Linked DNA regions of Homo sapiens: region 2 is linked to region 1. Evidence: read pairs that join two places in POLR2A ChIA-PET (ENCODE). Cell type or tissue: Panc1. All regions are shown on one strand. Each heading gives the region's core, and the rest is flanking DNA. Links, peaks and the distances in the headings are about the cores only. Region 1 has its middle 86 kb from the start of GFRAL. Region 2 overlaps GFRAL (GDNF family receptor alpha like).

Region 1 (8,340 bases), core at 13-8,012:
GCTTCACCATGTTGGTCAGGCTGGTCTTGAACTTCTGACCTCAGGTGATCCACCCGTCTAAGCCTCCCAAAGTGCTGGGATTACAGGCGGGAGCCACCGTGCCCAGCTTAGCTCAACTCTTCTAGTCATTTAATACCCAATTATCTTTCACAAATACATTTTGATGGAAATAAAGCTAGTGACGCTTATTGATGTAACAGATACAGGAAATAGGGAAAACCTAGAATTCAGTGTGGTTACACAAGATTTTTTTTTCTTTTTTTTTTTTCTTTTTGTTTTTTTTGAGATGGAGTGTTGCTCTGTCGCTCAGGCTGGAGTGCAGTGGTGTGATATCGGCTCACTGCAAGCTCCATCTCCTGGGTTCATGCCATTCTCCTGCCTCAGCTTCCCAAGTAGCTGGGAATACAGGTGCCCCCACCACGCCTAGCTAATTTTTTTTTGTATTTTTGTAGAGATGGGGTTTCACTGTGTCAGCCAGTATGGTCTCTATCTCCTGACCTCATGATCTGCCCGCCTTGGCCTCCCAAAGTGCTGGGATTACAGGTGTGAGCCACCGAGCCAGGCATTTTTTTTTTTTTTTTTTTTTGGCCTGGAGTAGAGTGTGATTAGCTGAAAAGGAAAATATGTGTTTGATCTTTTTGTTTTTGTTTGTATCCAGCTGTATTTTAAGGTAGACGTAATTGTTCAAATATTTTTAATTGGCAGCTTTTATATGAAAGTAGAGACCCATAATAAAGTCAACCTCAAATGTATGAATGTTATTTAAAATCACGACAATAGAAGAAACCACATAACAAAAAAATGTGAGAAAAGATGGAAAATGACCAAAAAATGACTTGGATGATTACAACACTTAGTGGTCTGGAAGAAGAAGGTGAGAAAGTGAGAAAGCAAGGCTACTATAAATGGGTGGCTAATGAGAAATGAAAGCTAGCAGAAATAAGCCAAAAGTGTAGAGATTTTCAAGATGGAGAGCATGTTCAACAATGTCGGATATTGCCAAGAGACTGAATAAAATAAGGTCTAGAATTTAATTTTGGCTTTGGTAGAAGGAAAGTCACTGAGATCTTAAACAGATCTTATAGATGTGGTGGAGACAGAGGCCCAGTTGCAGTAGATTGAAGAGAGATTGAGGAATGAGGAAATGAAGGCAATGAATACTTACAACACTTGTGAGAAGTTTTGCACTCAAGAGGAGCATTACAATGGGTGTTTATGTGGAGTTTCTGTAAAGTATGAGGTCATCAACAGAATTGAGAGGAAGATGTTAGAGATGTGAGAAGAGAGAGAATGTGAAATGGTTATCTTGGGGAATAGATAAATTTAGTAGGGAGTATAGGAGAAGCAATATTGCTAAGCCTGCCTGCATTCAAATCCTCACTGACTCACTTGTTTTATAATTTGAGTCAACTTACCTAAATTCTCTGAACCTCAGTCTTCTCAACTAACAGCGATATGTCCTGTTAATTTCCCTAACAAAGAAATTAATTGCACTTACCTTACAGGGTTTGAAAGGAATAACTTTGTTAATATGTGTAAAGCCATTAGTAAGAGGTATATGTGAATTTTCTACTAGGTAATGATTACAATTTCTCAAATCACCTGACTTTTTGAGATTCTTGGTCAAAAACACAAAATATGTCAGTATAGTTGAGCGATTTTTCTCCATTAGATACAGAGAGCTAGATTTTACCACAGCTGGAGTTTTCTGAAGTAAGTTCGATGGAGAGAAGAAGCTGCAGCAGCGGAAGTTCCCTATGAACGCGTGGTTGAGCCCTTCTGGTGGATGATGGGAATACAGCAAACGGGTCATGGGCAGTTAAAGATAGTTGAGGTGGCAAGGCATAGTGATCTTACTGGAAATCAAGAGTTGTTGAAAGAAAAATGCTGGATTTGGTACAGGTAGTTATTAGGCATGAGCAGGACAGGAGAGGGCTCTACCGCCACCCACTAAAAATCTCCGCCTCTCTAAAATGATAATTTGGCAGCACCAGGGAGAGGCCATTTCCTGATGGTCCACACCTGTTAACATCAGAATGTTAATTGAACGCAAGCCCTAAGGAGAAGCACACTCCCTGGGCATGTGCATCAAGAGATAAAAATGGTGCAGTATATTCTTTCAGGAGCACACTCCACTGGAAGAGGGAAGAAAGCTTCAGATGGGCCTGCATATAACTTCCTAAACACAAGCGCCTGCTCAGTCCCAAAGGATAAGGAAAGCACTGGGCATGCAGAAAGCCCACCCTATGGAAAGAATCATGGGAAAGGGGTGAGCCTGTAAGTCTCATGATCAAGGTTAAAGGCCCTTTTTTGCTGTCTTCTTTTGCTCTCTTTTCTTTCTTCCAACTTTAGGTGCCTGATTGGGTCTCTTTCAAGAGAATTTTCCTTTCTTTCCTGTTCTAAAACCTTTCTAAATTTCCACTCATGCTCTGAAACTTGCCGTGGTCTCTTTTTCTGCTGTATGCCCCTCAGTTGAATTCTTTCTTCTGAGGAGACAAGGACTGAAGTTGCTGTGGAATTGGTATGGATTCACCGCCAATAACTCGTGGTAACTCGAATCTCTTCCACTGCTAACAGTTTGAGAAAGCTGGAAAAAATGGGGTATGGGGGTAAAATCAATTTCAGAAGTTATAGTCACTAGAAGTGTTAGAATGGTCGCCTGAGTTGGACGGGGCATCAAGAGAAAATATTACACGTAAATGAAGTGGACAAGAGCTAAGAGGTCACAGTATGTGTGGAAATATTAAGGCCACCAAGGATAATAAAAGTAGTGATATAAGCCAGGCACAGAAAGACAAATTCTGCACAATCCTACATGTGGAGTGTAAAAAAAAAAAAATCAAACTTAGATTAAAATGGTGGTTACTAGAGATGGGAAGTTGAAGGGAATAAAGAGATGTCAATCCTCAGATAAAAAATCGATGATGCTTTAAGACCATGACACATCAATTAAATCAGAACTTCTAGGAAGAGGCATGGGTATCAATGACTCTAAAAGTTTCTCAGGTGATTATAATGGGCAGACAGAGTTGAAAGCTGCTAAATCAATGCTACTCAAAGCTTGGCCTCCAGATCAGCAGTGTCAGTATCATGTGGAAGATGTTAAAAATGCAAATTCTCACCCCACCAGACCAGTTAAATTAGAAACTCTGGAAGTGGAACCCAGAAAGCTGTCTTTAACAAGCCCCCTGGGTGATTTTGATGAGGACTAATGTTTAAGAACCATAGCGCTGGGCCAACTGCAGTATGGCTGGTGCCTGGACACTCCACCCCATAGTCCCATTAATTTTTGGCAGTTTCCTCCCACAGCTCATGTTTGTCAGGACCTTGAGGTGGGTTTTATATTCTTCTTGATTCCCTTTTCTGCTTCCAAAATGTGTCTTCTTATTGATGCTTCAAAATACCCCAAATCATTGAGGAGAATGTCATTAAACTTGGTTAGCTATTATTTTTCCTTATTATCTACTTCATTTACTGTATTAGTCTGTTCTCATTCTGCTAATAAAGACATACCTGAGACTGGGTAATTTATAAAGGAAAGAGGTTTAATTGACTCACAGTTCCACGGTTCAATCATGGTGGAAGGGAAATGAGGAGCAGTCACATCTTACATGGTGGCAGGCAAGAGAGATTGTGTAGAGGAACTCCCCATTATAAAACCATCAGATCTCATGAGACTCATTCACTATCATGAGAACAGCATGAGAAAGACCCACTCCCATGATTCAGTTGCCTCTCACTGGGTCCCTCCTACAGCATGTGAGAATTATGGGGGTTACAATTCAAGATGAGATTTAGGTGGGGACACAGCCAAACCATATCACTTACTATGCTTCCTATAATCCCTTCTCATTCATGAGTCCAGTGTTTGACTCAGTCCACCCCCTAATTCTTGCTTTTCCTCTGTAAAAATTGTATATATTTATGATGTATAATGTCCTGATATGCATACATGGTATGGAAAGGCTAGATCAAGCTATTTTACATATGCCTTACCCTCACGTGCTTTTTTCTGTGGCAAGAACACTTAGACTACTCTCAGCTATTTTCAGTATTCAACATATTGTTATTAACTGTAGTCACCATATTTAAAATAAACCTCTTGAACATATTTCCCTTGTATAACTGAAATTTAATGAGAGCAAGGAGAAAGTAGCATGAAGAGGTTAAAGATGTAAGGTAGTTGGCCGATAACCAGGAGTGAATTCCTGAAGCCCAGTGGAAGGATCTGAAAGGGCAAAGAGGAATGGAAGACAGGATCCTACTGGGAAACAAAAAGTGAAGAAATAAGCACAAGACAGTGGTTGGTCTGGAAATCTGGACCTTCCCATAGCATTTGAGGCTCTCTTGGATTTGTCCTAGAAATCACCATGAATAAAGGATCTTGGAATAAATGATGTAATGTAAGCTGGAATTTTGTGGCCGTCTGAAGAACTCAGAGTGGCCAGTCTTGCCCCTTGCTGGAGAGATCATTAGACATGAATTCTTCTTTCCTCATTGGGAGGAGAAAGGAAGTTTTCAAGGGAGAAGGAGAAACAAGCAGTGTCCGAAGCCCCTGCAAACTGTGACCTTGTAGGTGTTGCACAATTACATGGTTTGAAGTAATATCCTTAGTAAGTACTAAAAGAAAATCTGCAAGTGATAACTCATATTCAAACATAAATACAAAATCCTTTTTCAAAGACAATAGAAATGGATGAACAATTATCTGATTCCCTGATGCCCTATGGTTGGCTATAATGGATTTGTTCAGTTGAAAATAAGCAACTGAAGGACAGCTAGGTATAAATAGGCTCAGTTTACTAAGCATTTCTAAAGCCTGCTACTACAGGAAGAAAACCAATTTCTTCGGGTCTGCTGATTGGTACTTGTTTCAACATGAAAAAAAGTTTTAGTTAAAATAGGAACTTAGGTCATGTTGTCATCATTTCTTATTTAGAGTAATATAATAGCTCCCTAATTTTTGTGCCCATTTGCACACTTGCCCCTCCAATCTGACTTTTTTTTTTTTTTTTTTTGAGATGTAGTTTCGTTCTTGTTGCCCAGGCTGGAGTGCAATGGCACGACCTCAGTTCACTGCAACCTCTGCCTCCTGGGTTCAAGCAATTCCCTTGCCTCACCCTCTCGAGTAGCTGGGATTACAGGTGCACACCACCACTTCCGGCTAATTTGTAATTTAGTAGAGATGGGGTTTCACCATGTTGTCCAGACTGGTCTCAAACCCCTGATCTCAGGCTATCTGCCTGCCTTGGCCTCCCAAAGTGCTGGGATTACAGGCATGAGCCACTGCACCTGGCCGACAATTTGATTTTTCACCTGCCCACGTATTACTTAAAATGTTTCAGTGGCTAGTCAGTGCTTTCAGGTTGCTGAGTAAATTACTTACCATAGCTCTAAAGCTACAATTAGCATAACTTAGTGATTGAAAGCACAGTCCCCAGAGCAAGACTTCCTGGGGTTGAAGTTAATTATTTCATAATGATTAGCTGGGTGATTTGGGGCCAGTTAGTTAAACTGTGCCTTTGTTGCTTATGTATAATGAAGAAATAATATAGTACCTCTTTCATAAAGTTGTGAAGATTAAATTACTTGGCACTTACAAAATGCATAGAATAGTGTTGGTGTGGAGCAAGAGCTCTATAAATGCTCGCTATTATTGATGCTCTTTCAAGCAGTTTCTATGTGATTATCCCTGTCTCCCCCAGACTCATCTCCCATGAAGCTACCACTCACTCACTGGGTTCCAGCCATAAAGTACTTGTTTTCATCCCTTACAATGAATAGGATTATTTTACCAGTAAACCCTCATATTAGCTTTACTATCCATTTGGAATCCTTAGTTCTCTCTTCCACAAGTTAATTCCCATGCATCATTCAGAATTTAGATGGTCACTTCCTTGGAGAAATTGTCACTGGCCTCTGTGACTAGTTTAGTAGCCCCTCTTCTAGCACCATGTGCCTCTCATTTAAAACAATTATTACATGTGTGATCATATATTTGTGTGGTCATCTGATTAAGCTCTATCCCCCTCTACACCCTCAAGCTACATGAGGCCAGAGACCTATTCTGCTTTGCTCACCAGTATATCAGCAATACCTGGTGCAATTCCTGTTAGAGAAATGCATGGGTTTTGAACAAAAAAGAAACAACATTTAGAAATTATTATAAATTTGCAACTGCTAAATTGGGTGAACATGGGTTAAATTCATAAGTATATAACAGTAAGTTTCATTCAGAATTAACTTTGCTTTTCAGTCACATCCAAAATGGATTCGATTCTATGTTTGGGTCTTTGAATCATTTAGCAGGAAAGAATAAGAAACAGAACTATTAAAACTAATTTACATATTTGTATATAAACATTCATAAAATTGCTAACTGGAATCGTTAGGGACCAAGCATTAAAGTATAGGAATAACACCATTAATCTGGGTTATTTGATGTGATGCCCATTTGGACAGGCAGCACTTGGAGAAGTTGGCTTTTGCTACTGGTTTCAACTTTAGTTTTCCATCTTCCTTGAGTGACTTGGAGGTGAAAGTATACAAAGAATAAAAAAAATTTAAGTAAATATTTTAGGAAGAGAAGCATAATTTTATAAATGGATGTTTCTCTCTGTAAGATCATCATTTTATAATGCCAAATTCCCATCTTCTGCTTTGCAATATGTTACTTGGGGATTTTTTATGTTGTTGACTCTATACTTACTATAGTGGCACCTCTAATATCTGAATAACTTGCCTAACAAGGAACATCTGAGATAGTTAGTTCTATGTAATCAAAGAAACGTACAAAATAAGGATCAAAACATTATGCTATTACTTTACAGTATATTACATGATGCACCCAAAGATAGTAAATATTTATCTGTATATTTATTCATAATCTGATCTGAGAAGACTCTGTTGCTCCTGATAAGAAACATATCTTAAAGTTACCAAGAAAGGGCCAGGCGCGGTGGCTCATGCCTATAATCCCAGCACTTTGGGAGGCCGATGCGGGTGGATCACAAGGTCAGGAGATCAAGACCATCCTGGCTAACAAGGTGAAACCCCATCTCTATTAAAAATGCAAAAAAAAATTAGCCAGGTGTGGTGGCGGGCGCCTGTAGTCCCAGCTGCTCGGGAGGCTGAGGCAGGAGAATAGCGTGAACCCAGGAGGCAGAGTTTGCTGTGAGCTGAGATCACGCCACTGCACTCCAACCTGGGCAACAGGGTGAAACTCCGTCTCAAAAAAAAGAAAACAAAATTACCAAGAAAGATAACCCGCATGCTTATGCATATTAACTAAATCCCTGTAGAATAATTAATCAACTGTTTTAACTTTGAATTCTCAGTTGGAGAACTCTCATCTCTTTTACTCTTCTCCCTCCTCAAGAGGGTATCTTTGCGAATGGAGAGAATGCTGAGGTGTGCATGCTGCCTTCTGGATCTTTGGTGCTCTCTGCTATGGAATGACTGTCTTGTCTGGTCTCTCCTCATACTGCAGCAAAGCCAGCTGAGGAGGGGCTGGTTCATCTTGATAATTTGGGTACCAGGGTTTCTTCCCATGGCTTCCAGTTTTATGGCTTCTATATACAATGGCTCCTTGTTCTGACTCTTCTGGCTCTCTAGAGAGGATCTCAACTCTCCTGCATTCCTCTGGAGAGTAAAGTACCTACTTTCTCTGCACACTGATATATTTGGTTGAAGCTAACTTGAAACCCCTCCCTCAGCTGTGGCTTCTTTCCTGCTGCAGTCTCAGTGCCATGTTGATTTGGCAATATAATCAATATCAATGCACAGCTTTGCTGAGAGGCAAGAAGTAAGGCCCTCTTACATTGGAATCTCCCCAAAACTTATATAGGTGTGAGTATTTTTCTTCATTTCTACCCTGACCCCAAGCCCATGGTGGGATCAACAGTGGGTGGGAGGGGATGGTGATGGCGGAGGTGGAAGTAATCTTGGGAAGGGTTTGGGACAGGACTGCCCTCAATTTCTCCAGTGTTAAAAGTTCCTATCTACTGTGGTCTTTTCCTGCAACATATACTCCACAGTTTTTGCACTATAATTTTAGTATGGTTTTACAACTCAAGTCTGCCAGAGTAGGATCATGATACATACAAGGAAGTTTTAAAAATATAGAAAACATTGCTCACTTGCTCTCAACAAAGCCTGGCTCTCAATGCTGTTGTTTTTTTAATGTTGTTGAAAAGACTAGCTTTTAAGCTCAAACTGAACATTGACTTCTTCATTCTAAGACAATTCCCAACCTATCCTAGGGGTAATGAATACTGTTGCTTCACTGGAGCTGTAGAACACCATAATTCAGGAAAATTTTTAAATACCGATGGTTTAAGA
Region 2 (8,340 bases), core at 58-8,057, 72 kb before region 1:
CTTATAATGTCTTTGGTTTGGTATCTAAGTTATGCTGGCCTGTAAAATCAACTGGGAAGTATTTCCTCCTCTTCAATATTCTGGAAAAGCACAAAAAGAATTGGTGTCATTCCTTCCTTACATGATCTATTTCATTAACCAGTAAAGATATCTGGCCCATGCTTCATTAAAAAGATTTGAAAATATAAATTCAATGTGTTAACTTGTTGTAAGACTATTCTTGTTATCTATTTCTTCATGAGTGAGCTTTGGTAATTTGTGTCTTCCATTTGCTGAATTTATGTTGGATTTTTATCCTTAAAGTTTTCAGTTTACTGTTTCTTTTTGGTTTCTATCTCCCTACAAAATTGCTCCTAGTATTTCCTAATTGTCCTTTTTAATATCTGTAGCAGTTGCAGTGATGTCCTTTTTATGTTTACATATTGATAATTTGTATAATTTGTGTCCTTTCAATTTTACTATTCATTGTTTCTTTATGTGTATGTCTGATTTGATTTTAATGTGTTCTCCATTTTCTTGCTTCCTAACATAAAACCTTGAGCCACTGATTTGAGATTTTATTCTTTCCTCATATAAGCATTTAATACTATGAATTTCCTTCCAAGTACTGATTTAGCTATAGCCACACATTCTGATATGTAGTTTTAATTTAAATTTATGTCAAAATATTTTCTCCTTTTCTTTGTGACTTCCACTTTGTTATGATTTATTTTATTATTATTATTATATTTTGAGGCAGAGTCTCTCTCTGTCGCCCAGGCTGGAGTGCAGTGGAGTGATCTCAGCTCACTGCAAACTCCTTCTCCTGGGTTCAAGCTATTCCTCTGCCTCAGCCCCTGAGTAGCTGGGATTACAGGTGCTTGCCACCACACCTGGCTGATTTTTGTATTTTTAGTAGAGACATGGTTTTGCCATGTTGTCCAGGCTGGTCTTGAGCTCCTGACCTCAGGTGATCTGCCAGCATCAAACTTCCAAAGTGCTGGGATAACAGGCATGAGCCACCATGCCGAGCCAGAAGGTTATTTAATTTCCTAATATCTGAGATTTCTCAGATATCTTCATTATTGATTTCTAGTTTAATTTCAGTATCATAATATAACATATTTTGGATGATCTCAATTCTCAATTCTTAATTAAAATAATAATTGCCAAATATCACCTATACAATGTGATACAGTCTACACACATAATAAGGACACACACATACACACACAGACAAAGTACTAGAAGCCATAGAGTAAAAAATAATGGTGACTCAGAAGACTTCACAGAATTGTTAGACTTGGGCCTTTTAGGGTAAGTTGGTTTCATTAGGTAGGCAAAACAAAATGGATAATTTAAGCAGAAGAAACAGAATGAAGTGGGGAGCATTTGGGGAGCAACAATTCCCTTGTTAAGCTGGATACTAGAATGGAAAAGTATTTAACACTGGAAAGAAATCAGCTATTTATGAAAAGGAGGAAGGCTGAACTTACATATCTTTCTAAAGAGATTAGACTTTAAACCGTTGCTATGAGGAGCTATTACATATTTTAAATAGAGGAATGTATCATCAGTTTCTCAAAAGTTATCACAGGCAATAACGTAGAGAGGATGGAATGGGAGGCAAAGAAAGATGCAGGTCAAGAATATCAGTTAAAAAGCCATCAAAATAATTTAAGAGAGAGGTAATGCATGCCTGAACTAAGGCACCGGTCCTGAGAATTATAATAAAATATATACTTAAGGTATATTTATGAATAATAATCAATAGGAATTGGTGACCAGTTGGATATGAGGAATTTAAAATGTATTAAGCGTAATCTCCAGGTGGCTGGCTTGGGACAAGGGGATTGCTATACATTGAGCCAAGAAATGAAAAATTGTACAGGACTGGGGACGAAAGTGATGAGTTGTATTCTGAAAACATTTCATCTGAGGCATGCTTTGGAATATTCGAGTTAGGAATGTTGGTATTTTTTTTCTAAATTTGCAATGATAAAAAAATAGTCTAAAAATGTAAAGGAGCATGCCTCATCAAGCTGGCATTGGGAAGCAGGGATCTTGAGGAGAGAAATCTAAAACAGAGATATAGAGGTTTATGAGTAGATAAAAAACATAAAGGAGAGTAAGACTGCCTGGGAAAAACACAAAGGGAGGAGAAAGATATTTTCAGAAGAATTTTATGACCTATTTGAAGAAACCAAAAAGAAGTTTTTTAAATAGGAAAAGAAACTACAGAGAGTGGAATTTTTGAAGCCAATGAAAGAGAGGACATGAAGAAAATTGTCAAAATTCTGAAAAGTCAAAAAAGATAGGGACTGATAATGGCATTAATTTGCTACTTAGTAGATATTACTAGTTTTAGATTAATTAGGCTGAAATGTTAGCATGCTGAAATGCTTATTAAAATATTTAGTGAGTTTTTTCAAGATGGTAAGACATCTGAACTTAATAGCCTAAATTGCCACTTTTAGCATATCAAATTTTGACAAAATATTGTATATCAACAGAACTATACATATTTAGAGCAGTTAAGTTGAAATCAGTTTACATACTAAAACTATTTTTTCCACAATAGAAATTTATTAAATGCTGTTATGTGGAAATATTGATGAATCAGGCATACAAAAACCTTGCACTCGATGAGAGTTTCATATGGACAAGACCTAAAGGAGAAAGCCTAAATATTCCCGATGGACTTCGTAAAGGACCTGACCTGGATTTTGTGTTTACAGAAAGCATTCAGCTGATTTATTATAATTCATGACAAAGAATTATAAAGAAATTGATAATTTAAATATGAGAAAGAACATGATAATTTAAATCTTACCATTCCTTCTATGTCAACTGCAGCATCCTCCACAGACCTTCTAATCATCACTTCAACAAAATGGTTTTCTCTCCATGCTTTGCATTCCCAAAATATTCTCCAGAGTACACAGACATGCACTTTTCTATTCTCAAGAAAATCAGTTTTGTTATTTCTTTTAAAAAATATGCTAAAGCACCCAGCAGAATACCTGACGCTTAGCAAATTATTAGTAAATATATAACGTAAATATTTTTCATTAACTAAATATTGAGCATCTCCATGATGTATCCATTAATAAAATATTTATGTGTAAACCCTGGAGAATATAAAGAGCATCATCAAATGAAATGAGCAAACAAAAGTGGTTGGCAGCAGTTCCAAGATGGCAGAATAGGAACAGCTCCAGTCTACAGCTCCCAGCCTGAGTGATGCAGAAGACGAGTGATTTCCACATTTCCAACTGAGGTACCAGGTTCATCTCACTGGGGCTTGTCAGACAGTGGGGGCAGGATAGTGGGTGCAGCCTACTGAGCGTGAGCTGAAGCAGGGTGAGGCATTGCCTCACCCGGGAAGCACAAGGGGTCAGGGAATTCCCTTTACTAGCCAAGGGAAGTGGTGACGGATGGCACCTGGAAAATCGGGTCACTCTCACCCTAATACTGCACTTTTCCAGTGGTCTTAGCAAATGGCACACCAGGAGATTATATCCCGTGCCTGGCTTGGAGGGTCCCACGCCCATGGAGCCTCGCTCATTCCTAGCGCAGCAGTCTGAGATCAAACTGCAAGGCAGCAGCGAGGCTGAGGGAGGGACGCCTGTCATTGCTGAGGCTTGAGAAGGTAGACAAAGCAGCTGGGAAACTCAAACTGGGTGGAGCCCATCGCAGCTCAAGGAGGCCTGCTTGCATCTGTAGACTCCACCTCTGTGGGCAGGGCATAGCCGAACAAAAGACAGCAGAAACCTCTGCAGACTTAAATGTCCCTGTTTGACAGTTTTGAAGAGAATAGTGGTTCTCGCAGCACAGAGTTTGAAATCTAAGAATGAACATACTGCCTTCTCAAGTGGGTCCCTGACCCCCAAGTAGCCTAACTGGGAGGCACCCTCCAGTAGGGGCAGACTGACACCTCACACAGCTGGGTACCCCTGTGAGACGAAGCTTCCAGAGGAACGATCAGACAACAACATTTGCTGTTCAGCAATATTTGCTGTTCTGCAACCTCTGCTTCTGACACCCAGTCAAACAGGGTCTGGAGTGGACCTCCAGCAAAGTCCAACAGACCTGCAGCTGAGGGTCCTGACTGTTAGAAGGAAAACTAACAAACAGAAAGGACATCCACACCAAAACCCCATCTATACATCACCATCATGAAAGACCAAAGGTAGATAAAACCACAAAGATGGGGAAAAAACAGAGCAGAAAAGCTGAGAATTCTAAAAATCAGAGCAACTCTCCCCCTCCAAAGGAATGCAACACCTCGCCAGCAATGGAACAAAGCTGGATGGAGAATGACTTTGACGAGTTCAGAGAATAAGGTTTCAGATGATCAAACTTCTCTGAGCTAAAGGAGGATGTTCGAACCCATTGAAAAGAAGCTAAAAACCTTGAAAAAAGATTAGACAATTGGTTAACTAGAATAAACAGTATAGAGAAGTCCTTAAATGAGCTGATGGAGCTGAAAACCATGGCACGAGAACTACATGATGAATGCACAAGCTTCAGTAGCCGATTCGATCAACTGGAAGAAAGAGTATCAGTGATTGAAGATTAAACAAATGAAAGGAAGCGAGAAGAGAAGTTTAGAGAAAAAAAGAGTAAAAAGAAATGAACAAAGCCTCCAAGAAATATGGGACTATATGAAAAGACCAAATCTACATCTGATTGGTGTACCTGAAAGTGATGGGGAAAATGGAACCAAGTTGGAAAACACTCTGCAGGATACTATCCAGGAGAACTTCCCCAATCTAGCAAGGCAGACCAACATTCAAATTCAGGAAATACAGAGAATGCCACAAAGATATTCCTTGAGAAGAGCAACTCCAAGACACATAATTGTCAGATTCACCAAAGTTGAAATGAAGGAAAAAATGTTAAGGGCAGCCAGAGAGAAAGGTTGGGTTACCCACAAAGGGAGGCCCAGCAGACTAACAGCAGATCTCTCGGCAGAAACTCTACAAGCCAGAAGAGAGTGGGGACCAATATTCAACATTCTTAAAGAAAAGAATTTTCAAACCAGAATTTCATATCCAGCCAAACTAAGCTTCATAAGTGAAGGAGAAATAAAATACTTTACAGAAAAGCAAATGCTGAGAGATTTTGTCACCACTAGGCCTGCCCTAAAAGAGCTCCTGAAGGAAGCACTAAACATGGAAAGGGACAACCGGTACCCAGCCACTGAAAAACTCATGCCAAATTGTAAAGACCATCGATGTTAGGAAGAAACTGCATCAACCAACGAGCAAAATAACCAGCTAACATCATAATGACAGGATCAAATTCACACATAACAATATTAACCTTAAATGTAAATGGGCTAAATGCTCCAATTAAAAGACACAGACTGGCAAATTGGATAAAGAGTCAAGACCCATCAGTGTGCTGTATTCAGGAGACCCATCTCACGTGCAGAGACACACATAGGCTCAAAATAAAAGGATGGAGGAAGATCTACCAAGCAAATGGAAAACAAAAAAAGGCAGGGGTTGCAATCCTAGTCTCTGATAAAACAGACTTTAAAACAACAAAGATCAAAAGAGAGAAAGAAGGCCATTACATAATGGTAAAGGGATCAATTGAACAAGAAGAGCTAACTATCCTAAATATATATGCACCCAATACAGGAGCACCCAGATTCATAAAGCAAGTCACTAGAGACCTACAAAGAGACTTAGACTCCCACTCAATAATAATGGGAGATTTTAACACCCCACTGTCAACATTAGACAGATCAATGAGACAGGAAGGTAACAAGGATATCCAGGAATTGAACTCAGCTCTGCACCAAGCAGACCTAATAGACATCTACAGAACTCTCCACCCGAAATCAACAGAATATACATTCTTCTCAGCACCATATCACACTTATTCGAAAATTGACCACATAGTTGGAAGTAAAGCACTCCTTGGCAAACGTAAAAGAACACAAATTATAACAAACTGTCTCTCAGACCACGGTGCAATCAAACTAGAACTCAGGATTAAGAAACTCACTCCAAACCGCTCAATTACATGGAAACTGAACAACCTGCTCGTGAATGACTGCTGGGTACATAATTAAATGAAGGCAGAAATAAAGATGTTCTTTGAAAACAATGAGAACAAAGTCACAACATACCAGAATCTCTAGGACACATTTAAAGCAGTGTGTAGAGGGAAATTTATAGCACTAAATGCCCACAAAAGAAAGCAGGAAAGATCTAAAATTGACACCCTAACATCACAATTAAAAGAACTAGAGAAGCAAGAGCAAACACATTCAAAAGCTAGCAGAAGGCAAGAAATAACTAAAATCAGAGCAGAACTGAAGGAAATAGAGACACAAAAAACCCTTCAAAAAATCAATGAATCCAGTAACTGGTTTTTTGAAAAGATCAACAAAATTGACAGACTGCTAACAAGACTAATAAAGAAGAAAAAAGAGAAGAATCAAATAGAAGCAATAAAAAATGATAAAGGGGATATCACCATTTAATACAGAAATACATCCCACAGAAATACAAGCTACCATCAGAGAATAAACACCTCTACACAAATAAACCAGAAAATCAACAAGAAATGGATAAATTCCTGGATGCATACACTCTACCAAGACTAAACCAGGAAAAAGTTGAATCCCTGCATAGACCAATAACAAGCTCTGAAATTAAGGCAGTAATTAATAGCCTACCAACCAAAAAAAAAGTCCAGGACCAGATGGATTCACAGTTGAATTCTAGCAGAAATACAAACAGGAGCTGGTACCATTCCTTCTGAAACTATTCCAATCAATAGAAAAAGAGGGAATGCTCCCTAACTCATTTTATGAGACCAGCATCAACCTGATAACAAAGCCTGGCAAAGACACAACAAAAAAAGAGAATTTTAGACCAATATCCCTGATGAACATTGATGCAAAAATCCTCAATAAAATACTGGCAAACCGAATCCAGCAGCACATCAAAAAGCTTATCCACCATGATCAAGTGGGCTTCATCCCTGGGATTCAAGGCTGGTTCAAAGCATACGCAAATCAATAAACATAACCCAGCATATAAACAGAACCAAAGACAAAAACCACATGATCATCTCAATAGATGCAGAAAAGGCCTTTGACAAGATTAAACAACGCTTCATGCTAAAAACTCTCAATAAATTAGGTATTGATGGGATGTATCTCAAAATAATAAGAGCTATTTATGACAAACCCACAGTCAATATCATACTGGATGGGCAAAAACTGGAAGCATTCCCTTTGAAAACTGGCACAAGACAGGGATGCCCTCTCTCACCACTCCTATTCAACATAGTGTTGGAAGTTCTGGCCAGCGCAATCAGGCAGGAGAAAGAAATAAAGGGTATTCAATTAGGAAAAGAGAAAGTCAAATTGTCCCTGTTTGCAGATGACATGACTGTATATTTAGAAAATCCCATCATCTCAGCCCAAAATCTCCTTAAGCTGATAAGCAACTTCAGCAAAGTCTCAGGATACAAAATCAATGTGCAAAAATCACAAGCATTCCTATACACCAATAATAGACAAACAGAGAGCCAAATCATGAGTGAACTCCCATTCACAATTGTTTCAAAGAGAATAAAATACTTAGGAATCCAACTTACAAGGGATGTGAAGGACCTCTTCAAGGAGGACTACAAACCACTGCTGAACAGAATAAAAGAGGACACAAACAAATCGAAGAGCATTCCATGTTCATGGATAGGAAGAACCAATATCATGAAAATGGCCATACTGCCCAAGGTAATTTATAGATTCAATGCCATCCCCATCAAGCTACCAATGACTTCCTTCACAGAATTGGAAAAAACTACTTTAAAAAGTTCATATGGAACCAAAAAAGGGCCCGCATTGCCAAGACAATCCTAAGCCAAAAGAACAAAGCTGGAGGCATCTTGCTACCTGACTTCAAACTATACTACAAGGCAGTAGTAACCAAAACAGCATGGTACTGGTACCAAAACAGAGATATAGACTAATGGAACAGAACAGAGCCCTCAGAAATAATACCACACATCTACAACCATCTGATCTTTGACAAACCTGACAAAAACATGAAATCGGGAAAGGATTCCCTGTTGAATAACTGGTGCTGGGAAAACTGGCTAGCCATATGTGGAAAGCTGAAACTGGATTCCTTCCTTACACCTTATACAAAAATTAACTCAAGATGGATTAAAGACTTACATGTTAGACCTACAACCATAAAAACCCTAGAAGAAAACCTAGGCAATACCATTCAGGAGATAGGCACGGGCAAGGACTTCATGTCTAAAATACCAAAAACAATGGCAACAAAAGCCAAAATTGACAAATGGGATCTAATTAAACTAAAGAGC

What was found. Peaks named below come from ENCODE experiments on the same cell type or tissue, not always from the same donor. Only the 100,000 strongest peaks of a DNase experiment are listed, where the experiment ranks them.
Region 2: POLR2A ChIA-PET joins it to region 1 with 12 read pairs; 3 of 35 experiments call an interaction of 5 or more read pairs at or near these places.

The regions. Positions count from the first base shown.
Region 1 is chr6:55,409,643-55,417,982 of GRCh38, forward strand. No RefSeq gene overlaps it. Among named protein-coding and RNA genes, the nearest start is that of GFRAL, 86 kb to the left of the region's middle. In Panc1, for the core only: no CTCF peak of the experiment used is centred there; a DNase peak (open chromatin) is centred at 4,759.
Region 2 is chr6:55,337,377-55,345,716 of GRCh38, forward strand. All of the region lies in intron 3 of GFRAL (GDNF family receptor alpha like), which reads left to right. Among named protein-coding and RNA genes, the nearest start is that of GFRAL, 14 kb to the left of the region's middle. In Panc1, for the core only: no CTCF peak of the experiment used is centred there; no DNase peak of the experiment used is centred there.